Regions from separate parts of the Homo sapiens genome. Here region 1 is linked to region 2. Evidence: read pairs that join two places in POLR2A ChIA-PET (ENCODE). Cell type or tissue: A673. All regions are shown on one strand.

What was found. ChIA-PET counts read pairs that join two places held together with the same protein. Peaks named below come from ENCODE experiments on the same cell type or tissue, not always from the same donor. Only the 100,000 strongest peaks of a DNase experiment are listed, where the experiment ranks them.
Region 1: POLR2A ChIA-PET joins it to region 2 with 6 read pairs; 1 of 35 experiments calls an interaction of 5 or more read pairs at or near these places.

What each region holds. Positions count from the first base shown.
Region 1 is chr11:32,387,672-32,392,671 of GRCh38, reverse strand. It overlaps WT1 (WT1 transcription factor), which reads left to right. Exons shown (of 10, transcript NM_024426.6): 8 at 1-6; 9 at 608-700; 10 at 3,493-4,897. The coding sequence ends at 3,614. Among named protein-coding and RNA genes, the nearest start is that of WT1-AS, 45 kb to the left of the region's middle. In A673, no CTCF peak of the experiment used is centred here; DNase peaks (open chromatin) are centred at 301, 1,006 and 2,832; H3K4me3 peaks cover 243 bases; H3K27ac peaks cover 4,680 bases.
Region 2 is chr11:31,027,591-31,032,590 of GRCh38, reverse strand. All of the region lies in intron 20 of DCDC1 (doublecortin domain containing 1), which reads left to right. Among named protein-coding and RNA genes, the nearest start is that of LINC02859, 300 kb to the right of the region's middle. In A673, no CTCF peak of the experiment used is centred here; a DNase peak (open chromatin) is centred at 2,120; H3K27me3 peaks cover 529 bases.

The DNA of each region.
Region 1 (5,000 bases), 1.4 Mb before region 2:
ATACAGGTTTGTAGGTTCACTTCTCATTGCTGGCAGCTGTGTTCCCTTGGGCTAGGGTTGATTTCATGATTCTCTTTGTTGTTGAATATGAATGAGAGAGTCAGCCATGTGTTTAGTTTTTCCAGTATTTTCCCCCCATAATCTCTGGAGATGTTCCTCCTCTTAAATAAAGAAAAAGAAAGAAAAGGAAACACCCCACATTTCCCCTGCAAACCACAGAACAGTGAGATCCCACTAGCAGTGGGCTGATGATACACTGAGCATCAGCAAAGAATGAGGGTGATGGAGAGCGGAATCCAATTTGTAGCGTGTGATTCACTTTTCCTGTCTCTGACACAGCTGAGATCTTCCAGCTGGTGAGAAGCTGGACCTCTGTGGTTAAGGAATGGTTGTTCCCAAGACAGAAGCAGGTCCTTGAAGATTACTGTGCAGAATCAGTGATTCTTGTTGGGCCTGGGGGACTGGGGAAATCTAAGGGTGAGGCAGATGCAGACATTGCAGGCATGGCAGGAAATGCTGGGCTCCTCCAGCTGCCGGAAGTCAGCCTTGTGGGCCTCACTGTGCCCACATTGTTAGGGCCGAGGCTAGACCTTCTCTGTCCATTTAGGTGTGAAACCATTCCAGTGTAAAACTTGTCAGCGAAAGTTCTCCCGGTCCGACCACCTGAAGACCCACACCAGGACTCATACAGGTAAAACAAGTGCGTAAACTTTTCTTCACATTTATTTTTCATTATTTTTTTAAACTATTGTGGAATGAAATTGTGATGAGAGGGATTGGAAAAGACTAGTGTAAAAGTTCTAAGGTTTAGACTCAGTTGAGAGAAGGAATAGTGCGTGGCTATCTTTAAATAATAAATAATAACATTTTTTAAAGAAGGGGAGGGTGGAAATACAGAGAAGGAGAAAGATGGGAAAAGAATGGCTGGAGTGTGCAGAATGAAAATGAAGAGATAAGCCAGGTCCCTACTGTTTCCAGTTTGTTGCATCACACATTTTGTTACTCTCTTTGATACGATAATCAACTTTACAGAAAAGCAGCAGAAATTCTAGCAAGCCAAATATTTATTCTTCTGAGAGCACATGTTTAATGGCACTATTTTCAGAGAACTGAGTCCTTGCTCTGTTAAAAGTTAATGCACCAGGAGCGGTCTTGGTTTCTGCTGGACCAGTATCAGTGTGTGGATATTATTTCCTTCATACTAGTACAGAGAGGAGAATAGGGCATTCATTTACTGGCTGCTGAAGGTTTTTGCTTTCTGCAAGGCTGGTGTGATTCATAATAAAAATAGCACCACCTTTGTTGCATATTTTCTACCTTTGGAAAGAGCGTTAATATTTAGCTTATCTAAGTCTATCTTCACAACATGCTTGTAAGTAGAGTAAGGTAGGACCGGCTGTGGTGGCTCATGCCTGTAATCCCAGCTATTTGGGATGAGGTGGGTGGATCACTTGAGCCCAGGAGTTCAAGACTAGCCTGGGCAACATGGCAAAACCCTGTCTCTACAAAAAATACAAAAACTAGCTGGGCATGGTGGTGTGGACCTATAGTCCCAGCTATTTGGGGGAGGCTGAGGTAGGACGCTCACTAGACCTTGCTTGGGAGGCTGAGGCTGCAGTGAGCTGTGATCCCACCACTGTACTCCAACCCAAGCAACAGAGCAAGACCCTGTCTCAAAACAAAACAAAACAAAACAAACAAAAAAAAATGAGGTAGGCATGTTTTATTCCCATCTTACAGATGAGGAGACTGAGGCAATAATAATTCAATGGCTTATCTAAAGTCACAAAGCTAGTAAGGAGCAAATCCAGTTCTGTCTGCTTCCAGCCCACCTTGTCCCACTTGCTTCTTTATTGGAGAAGGGGCAGATATTTACTCTGCAGTCCAGGGAGCATGGAGAGTCAAGTAGAGAATCAAAGTCAGCAAAGCTGAACACCACTGAGAGACTGAGAGGAATGAAGATGACAAGAGACAGGGTTGGGATTAGTCCATTAGGAGCCAGCCCTTAACAGCACTGCTGGAGGTGGGGTTGGAGAGTGAGAGCCAGGCCAGGAAGAGCAGAGGAACAGCGAGTGAAGGAAAACATGACATCACAAACCCCTGAGCAGCCCCAGATTCTTCGCCCAAATTGGCTGCATTTAAAAACAGAGCCAAGGCACCTGTGGCCCATGGTTGGCAGGATGGGATCTTGCTTCCCTTCCTCAGGTGCCTTTGATGCTTCTTTAACTTAGTCCTGAGCTCATAATTCGGTGGCAAAGTGTTATAGTCCCTTTGACACGGCTGTCACACTCCCCAAGTAAGTGTGACATGACCTGTTTTGCCAGCAGACTGTTTAATACCACATTTGATTGGCCTCCAGTCTGACCCTGGGACACCAGCCCTCCTGGGACATTTCTCAGTGCTTGTCCAAACCAGTAGTTCTCAGAGAAGGCCAAGTGGGACCAGCAGTATCTGAGAAGATCCGTCAGGTGGCACAGGGTTTAGCTTCTGTGCATTCTTCCTTAAGATGGAGCTGCAGCTGCTTTTCCATCATGGCTAGGCCTGGGAGGTGTGATACAGGGAAGAGCACGGGCTCTGGAATTCGACAGACCTGGAGATTTGAGTTCTGCCTGGATCTGCCCTCAATAGATGTCCTACCTCATCTGTAGAGTGGGGATAATAACGCTTCCCCTACGGGCAGTTGTAAGGAGTACATGAGGTTGTGTGTGTGCGTGTGTGAAGCCCAGCACAAGGCTTGGCATATGTTAAGCATCAAATAAATGGTAGTTATTCTCCCTAATGAGAATGAGGCTTGGAAAGAATGTCTGAGGGCTCTTTGGGTGGAGAAGCCTCAATCTTTTGGCAAGCTTATTAAAAATCTAAGAACCACGCCCCAACTAGAATCTTCCATATAACAGGATTATGCTCTCAGTAACACTTTAAGAGAAAAAAAAAAACAACACATAACATGTAAACTGGTATCAGTGATTTATTTTAAAGTATCCAGCCCATCCAGGGTATCTACACAGATAGAAGTGTTAAAAGCTTCAGTCACAGCTGAGATCCCTGGACAGTGATCACTCAGTAATACCCAGGGTAGATGACCCAGAGGCTTCTGCAGCCCAGTTCATCTCAGTTCCCAACTTACTCAACAAGGGGGAGAAATTTACACAGTTCACAAAACATTCTATCAGCAGAGACTGAAACAAACGTTTTTCCCCTTAATTATGAATTGCTCAGACATTTCCCCCAACTTGACTCATTCTTTATCTCCCACTTTCCAAGTTTTCTGACCTAAGAATATAACTTTTTACAATATTTCGATCCTTAAAGCCCCAAGAGGTGCTGCTGTTTCAAGGCTGCCTGGGAAATGAGCTCAGTTGGTTAGCTCAGGGACAGAATGATGGGAAATTCAGAGTGGGTGCCTTGTGATGACTTCACTCGGGCCTTGATAGTTGAACTTGTGCCTGTCTCTTTGTTGCAAGTGTCTCTGACTGGCAATTGTGTCAACAGGTGAAAAGCCCTTCAGCTGTCGGTGGCCAAGTTGTCAGAAAAAGTTTGCCCGGTCAGATGAATTAGTCCGCCATCACAACATGCATCAGAGAAACATGACCAAACTCCAGCTGGCGCTTTGAGGGGTCTCCCTCGGGGACCGTTCAGTGTCCCAGGCAGCACAGTGTGTGAACTGCTTTCAAGTCTGACTCTCCACTCCTCCTCACTAAAAAGGAAACTTCAGTTGATCTTCTTCATCCAACTTCCAAGACAAGATACCGGTGCTTCTGGAAACTACCAGGTGTGCCTGGAAGAGTTGGTCTCTGCCCTGCCTACTTTTAGTTGACTCACAGGCCCTGGAGAAGCAGCTAACAATGTCTGGTTAGTTAAAAGCCCATTGCCATTTGGTGTGGATTTTCTACTGTAAGAAGAGCCATAGCTGATCATGTCCCCCTGACCCTTCCCTTCTTTTTTTATGCTCGTTTTCGCTGGGGATGGAATTATTGTACCATTTTCTATCATGGAATATTTATAGGCCAGGGCATGTGTATGTGTCTGCTAATGTAAACTTTGTCATGGTTTCCATTTACTAACAGCAACAGCAAGAAATAAATCAGAGAGCAAGGCATCGGGGGTGAATCTTGTCTAACATTCCCGAGGTCAGCCAGGCTGCTAACCTGGAAAGCAGGATGTAGTTCTGCCAGGCAACTTTTAAAGCTCATGCATTTCAAGCAGCTGAAGAAAAAATCAGAACTAACCAGTACCTCTGTATAGAAATCTAAAAGAATTTTACCATTCAGTTAATTCAATGTGAACACTGGCACACTGCTCTTAAGAAACTATGAAGATCTGAGATTTTTTTGTGTATGTTTTTGACTCTTTTGAGTGGTAATCATATGTGTCTTTATAGATGTACATACCTCCTTGCACAAATGGAGGGGAATTCATTTTCATCACTGGGAGTGTCCTTAGTGTATAAAAACCATGCTGGTATATGGCTTCAAGTTGTAAAAATGAAAGTGACTTTAAAAGAAAATAGGGGATGGTCCAGGATCTCCACTGATAAGACTGTTTTTAAGTAACTTAAGGACCTTTGGGTCTACAAGTATATGTGAAAAAAATGAGACTTACTGGGTGAGGAAATCCATTGTTTAAAGATGGTCGTGTGTGTGTGTGTGTGTGTGTGTGTGTGTGTGTTGTGTTGTGTTTTGTTTTTTAAGGGAGGGAATTTATTATTTACCGTTGCTTGAAATTACTGTGTAAATATATGTCTGATAATGATTTGCTCTTTGACAACTAAAATTAGGACTGTATAAGTACTAGATGCATCACTGGGTGTTGATCTTACAAGATATTGATGATAACACTTAAAATTGTAACCTGCATTTTTCACTTTGCTCTCAATTAAAGTCTATTCAAAAGGAAAGTGGCAAGATTCCATCAGCTGTATTGTGTTCAAATCTCAAGGCCACTGAGCCTCTTTTAAACAGGTAAGAGAAGACGCCACCGACATCGACGGCTACTAGTGA
Region 2 (5,000 bases):
TCATTAGTATTTTTCCCTACAATTTTTTTTTTTTACTGAGGCATATGTATGTATGTATCATAATTGTATAATACAATTATGTATCTGAGGCATGATTGTATTATATCAATCTGACGTGTTATTTGTTCATTTTGTTTCTCGATTATGCATATGGCTTCTTTCCATAGCAGTCTAACTTTTTAAAGGAAATTAAATCAGAAACATTAGGAAATACAATATTCCTACAAGACATGAGCTGGTGAATTAAAATTAAAATATACCATGTCACATAATATTAGTACTTAAAATGTTGATGGAAACTAATTGTTCACTTGTTATGACCTATATCCTTTTGATTTCTGAGTCATTAATCTGAAGCAATATTTCTTGGGAGTTCATTTAGATCCTGAGATCTTGATCTATATGAACTTTGTGGGCCTCTCATTTATTTGATGGACATATAAAATGCAGGTGATGAACTCAGCAAGCCAAATTTCATAGGGATTTGGCCCCACTTATCAGCCTCCAAGCACAAAGGAGGTTGACTAAGGGAAGTCTATTTCTTTATTGTATTATTCTCCACAGAACTGAGTTTATATGCAGAGGTATCATTGTGTCACTTGATTTAACTAAATATATACCACTTAGAAAAATATTATTTACAGAATATCAAACATATTAAAATGTCTCGGTACATTTGTAGCATAAGATCACATAATTTAATTTGTCCATAATGACTTAAAAGAAAAATATAATGGCTGTTTTAGAGTTACAGGCTCTACACTACAAATGTCATTGTCTCTCTAGATTGTTTGTTATTCCAGCATAGATTGAGGTTCAATGCTTATTTGAGAGAAAATTTCTTTTTCATTTCATAAGAACCTAATAATGTGATGATTAAATTATTTTCACAATATTGCTGGCTTTCTTTATAGTAATAAAATATGATATATAGATTTAACTATGATTCCAGAAATAGTATTATTGTATAAGACATAGAGATTTGTCTTATACAATAAGTGTGTACATTTTTACCACTTTTCCACAATAAGTAGTAAAAATAACATCTGTAGGACACATTTTCAGTATTTTGCTTTTCAAATTCTTGTAAGATAAACATTATAAAAGCTTTAAAAATTGAAGTTATTACAATAAATCTCTCCAAAAAAGTATAATAATATCTAAAATTAGACTGTGTTAATTCTTAGTAAGTTACATACATAGCTCTTTGATCTCAGATATTTTAACATTACCAGGTTAGGGGATTTTTTTTCGGAAAAGCACAATGATATGGATTTGAGAAGTCAGTAATGAAAACAAAGTTTTACATATTTATCATTTTGAAAGAAAATATTAATTTCTAGCATTTGCCAATTCTTCTGAGTTTCAAAAATGACAACCTGTTAGTTCCTACCATTCTACTACACTTCTTTTAAGCCTTTCATGTAATCCTTACATGTTCGTGATTCAAAATTCTTTAATGAAGAACTATCCACATGTCTCCAATATTTGTAAGACTGCCTAAATGATAAATGAATCTGAAAATAATTCATCAGAAATTACAATTTGTAATCCTAACACTTTTTTATAAGGTACATAACCTTCACTCATACTCCGAGGTCAATATGTATTATAATTTTGTTTTCCTTAAGCTTATAAGAACTCAGATAAAAATAACTGGGTATAAGTGTGGTTTCCTCTGTTTCCTAGTCTCAGAGGGGGGAATTTCTAGATTAGTGGTTTTTTTTTTTCTTGCCCTGGGAAATATACAATTCTCTATGTTATGGCCATTAATGTTCAGTAATAAGTTAGTCCTCAAATACCAATAAGATGATGTGAGCTTGATGGAAGTTAAATGTCTCTAAATCCTATGAATTGATCTGCAGGAGCTGTTTTCCACATGAGTGGTGGCTTCACCCAGGCAGACATCCGCAAAGCCGTGGAGGTCAGGGTGATGGAGGAGGAGTGGGCTTGGCGGCACATATGCACTCTATTCCTGACAGTGTCTTGCTTCGGCAAAGGGAAGTGAAGCGCGTGTACCATGCTCAGTGGCATTTCCAAATGCAACTCAGCTGGGGGCCCAGGCTTATTGCATCAATGGCACATACCAGGCAAAAAAGGAAATACATAATTTTGTCAAAGTAGTAGATCACAATCTACCAATCCTTCCCTCCCCCTTCAAAATCATCACCCCCACACGCTAATAGCTCTAATAGACACAGACTTTATGCATATTTCAGTCACAGCAGTATTTCTAATGCATATGTGAAAGGGCCCTTAATTTATGTCTACCAACTGTGTGGTGCCCTTCTTTTGGGTAATGTCATCATCCTAATGGTGTTTCTATTATACTCAAAGGTAGTAAATGAGGCTTATTGCAAGAAGGTAATTGATTTTCACTGAGTGAAAATGTAAATAGCCATAAGAAATCCTATGAAAGATAAGCAGTTCAAAATTGCCAGGAAAAAAAAATGATTTGTATACATGACTTATTGGTCCAAGTATATGAAATCTTTTTTTTTTCAAGTCGATACCCACAATAACTATATTTCACATCATTTTATTTCAAATTGAAGTAAAAATTGAAGAATTTTGATGATCTTACAAATTTTACCAGTTTAACTGTGTATATTATGAAAATTATCATCTTACATGGAGGGGGGCTTCCTTTTGTCAGTGTGTCTCTGTAATGGATACCATGGAAATAAAATTCCTATTATGGATATGTAAAGATAAATAACTCTTCTTTGGCCTTTCTATAGTAAGAAAAGTAAATATCTGTATCAATAATGTATTCTTTTAAAATATATAAGACAAAACCTCATTGAAAGTTAACACGAATGTCAGCCTCATATTCGAGAAAAAAGCAAAGCTCAAAATGCATTTTATTGTTATAAAGAAGTATCAGGTAGAATCATGTGGCTTAGAGACTTGATTTGATGTGAATACAGAACAGTATTTTCTCATCAATTACATATCATTCTAAAATTTATAGTAGTGAGAGAAGAACCAAAACAACATAGAATATCTGAAACAAAATATTTGTTTGCTAAAATAATGTCAATTTAAAAAATATATATTAAAGAGCTTATAAAACTATATTTGTCCCCTCCACAAATGAAATATCATAGGCATCTGCACACTGATATCATAGCAAATATTACTTACATCACCATTGTTTTCTCAGTCTAAAAGATACCTTTCTTTAAAGAGCCACTTAACAGAAACAGAACATTTTAAGCAGAAAAGTCTTCTTTTTCTTCTTGAATTTTGTGTAATGGCAATTAAAAAATAGATTGTATTTTTTTTCCACTCCTGGTACCCCGTTTTGCTTATGATTGATAAGGAGCTTTTATTTCAGGAATTATAAAATATGTAGTGAGAATGTTTTTGATTTCTTGCCTTAGAAGTTCACTTGTTTTGAAAAGAAGGTTATCATTTGTGTTGATCTTTGGGTTGGCAGACGGAGAGATTTGATAAATTTTATTCCTGCAGGAGAGTAGGAAATGGAACAGGAAAAGAATCCAAATTTCCTCTCACTGATCGAAGTTTAGAGGTAGCAGTTCTTTTCTTTCATGTTCAACATTGTCATCGTAAAATCTTAGCATCTGTTTTACTCTTCATAACATACTTTTTGGCTGGAGGCAGGTCATACTTAGCTTAATTCAAACAGGGAGTAAACTGAAAGCGTGTTGACTTACTGCACAGTGCTATGAACAAAATATACTCTTTAATGTTAATTAATCTCCAACTAAACCCTTTAGTTTGCCACAGTTTTAGATTTAAATAGACAAAACTCCCTGGTGATACAGAGCTATCATTAATCACACACAGAATGATGTACAAAAATTCCTCTTAGTAGAAAGCCCATGTTCAAAATAAGAAATTCAACTTTATGGGGAAAACACAATCTTGTATGTTTATTTCATTAGGAAAAAAACATCAAATAGGTTTATCACAGTGTGACTTTGCAGTTTCCACATTTCAAATTTGCTAGTCTATTTGAAAACCCAGGTCTTTGTTATGTTTTCTCTGAGTTTTTACTACCTCAGATTTATCATGCTGTGAGTAAATAATGAAAACAGGAATGGTTTAAAGGCTACTAAATAATTACTATATTCAAATGTGAAATTGCAGTAAAAAAGATGGACAGGGCATCAGTAACTCTAGTTAGCGTATTTGATAGGGAGTGCATAGTGAGAAGAACTGTAAATGATACTGACAAATATGACTCTGAACATTTCGAGAAGACATTTGTTCTATTACTGATAATCTTAAAACCTTTTAGACAAAGGTAAAATTGGACCACTAAAAAAAGTATTTGGATAATATACAAGAGGGTCTGTATTATTCAAAAACAATCTCATGGTTTTATGCATTTGTATTAAGAATGTTTATTTTGGTTTTATTTTGAGATGCTTTTAGGAATTAAAAGTTATTTTAACAACTTTATCTGTGTTAGAAAAAATAGCTTTATTATATGTTATTTATAGCATCTGAAATCAGATAATATTTTGTTTTACAGACTATATATCATTGCATTATTGTTTTTTTATACTAATTATGTGCTTTAGATTATACAGAAGGGCATATCTATGAGATATGCCTTTCTAAATCTTGAGTGTAATAATAGGTACAATTTTCTTTAAGACTGAGGTGAGAATATCGTTGCAATATGTAACTGTGGTTTAGTCACAGATCCTGAAAACTTTAATTCAGGTGCATTGTGGGCACATAAAATTTGAGTTCAAATGCTTTTAAGAAGTCATGCCATTTTGTCATTTGACACTAATTTTCAACCCAGCATGCTTTAGCAATGACTGAAATTAGTTCCAAGTGAATTACAGCTAAGCTATTTTCTACCATCTACAAGAAGTTTTTTATGCCAACTGAGTCAAAAGAGGTTTTTGAAATTGTTTTTACCATGTATTATGGTATGGATATCATCAGTGTAGATAATCAAATATCCTGATTGTACACACGATTAAGATGTCACTAAGTTGCTTTTTTGGCTAATATTA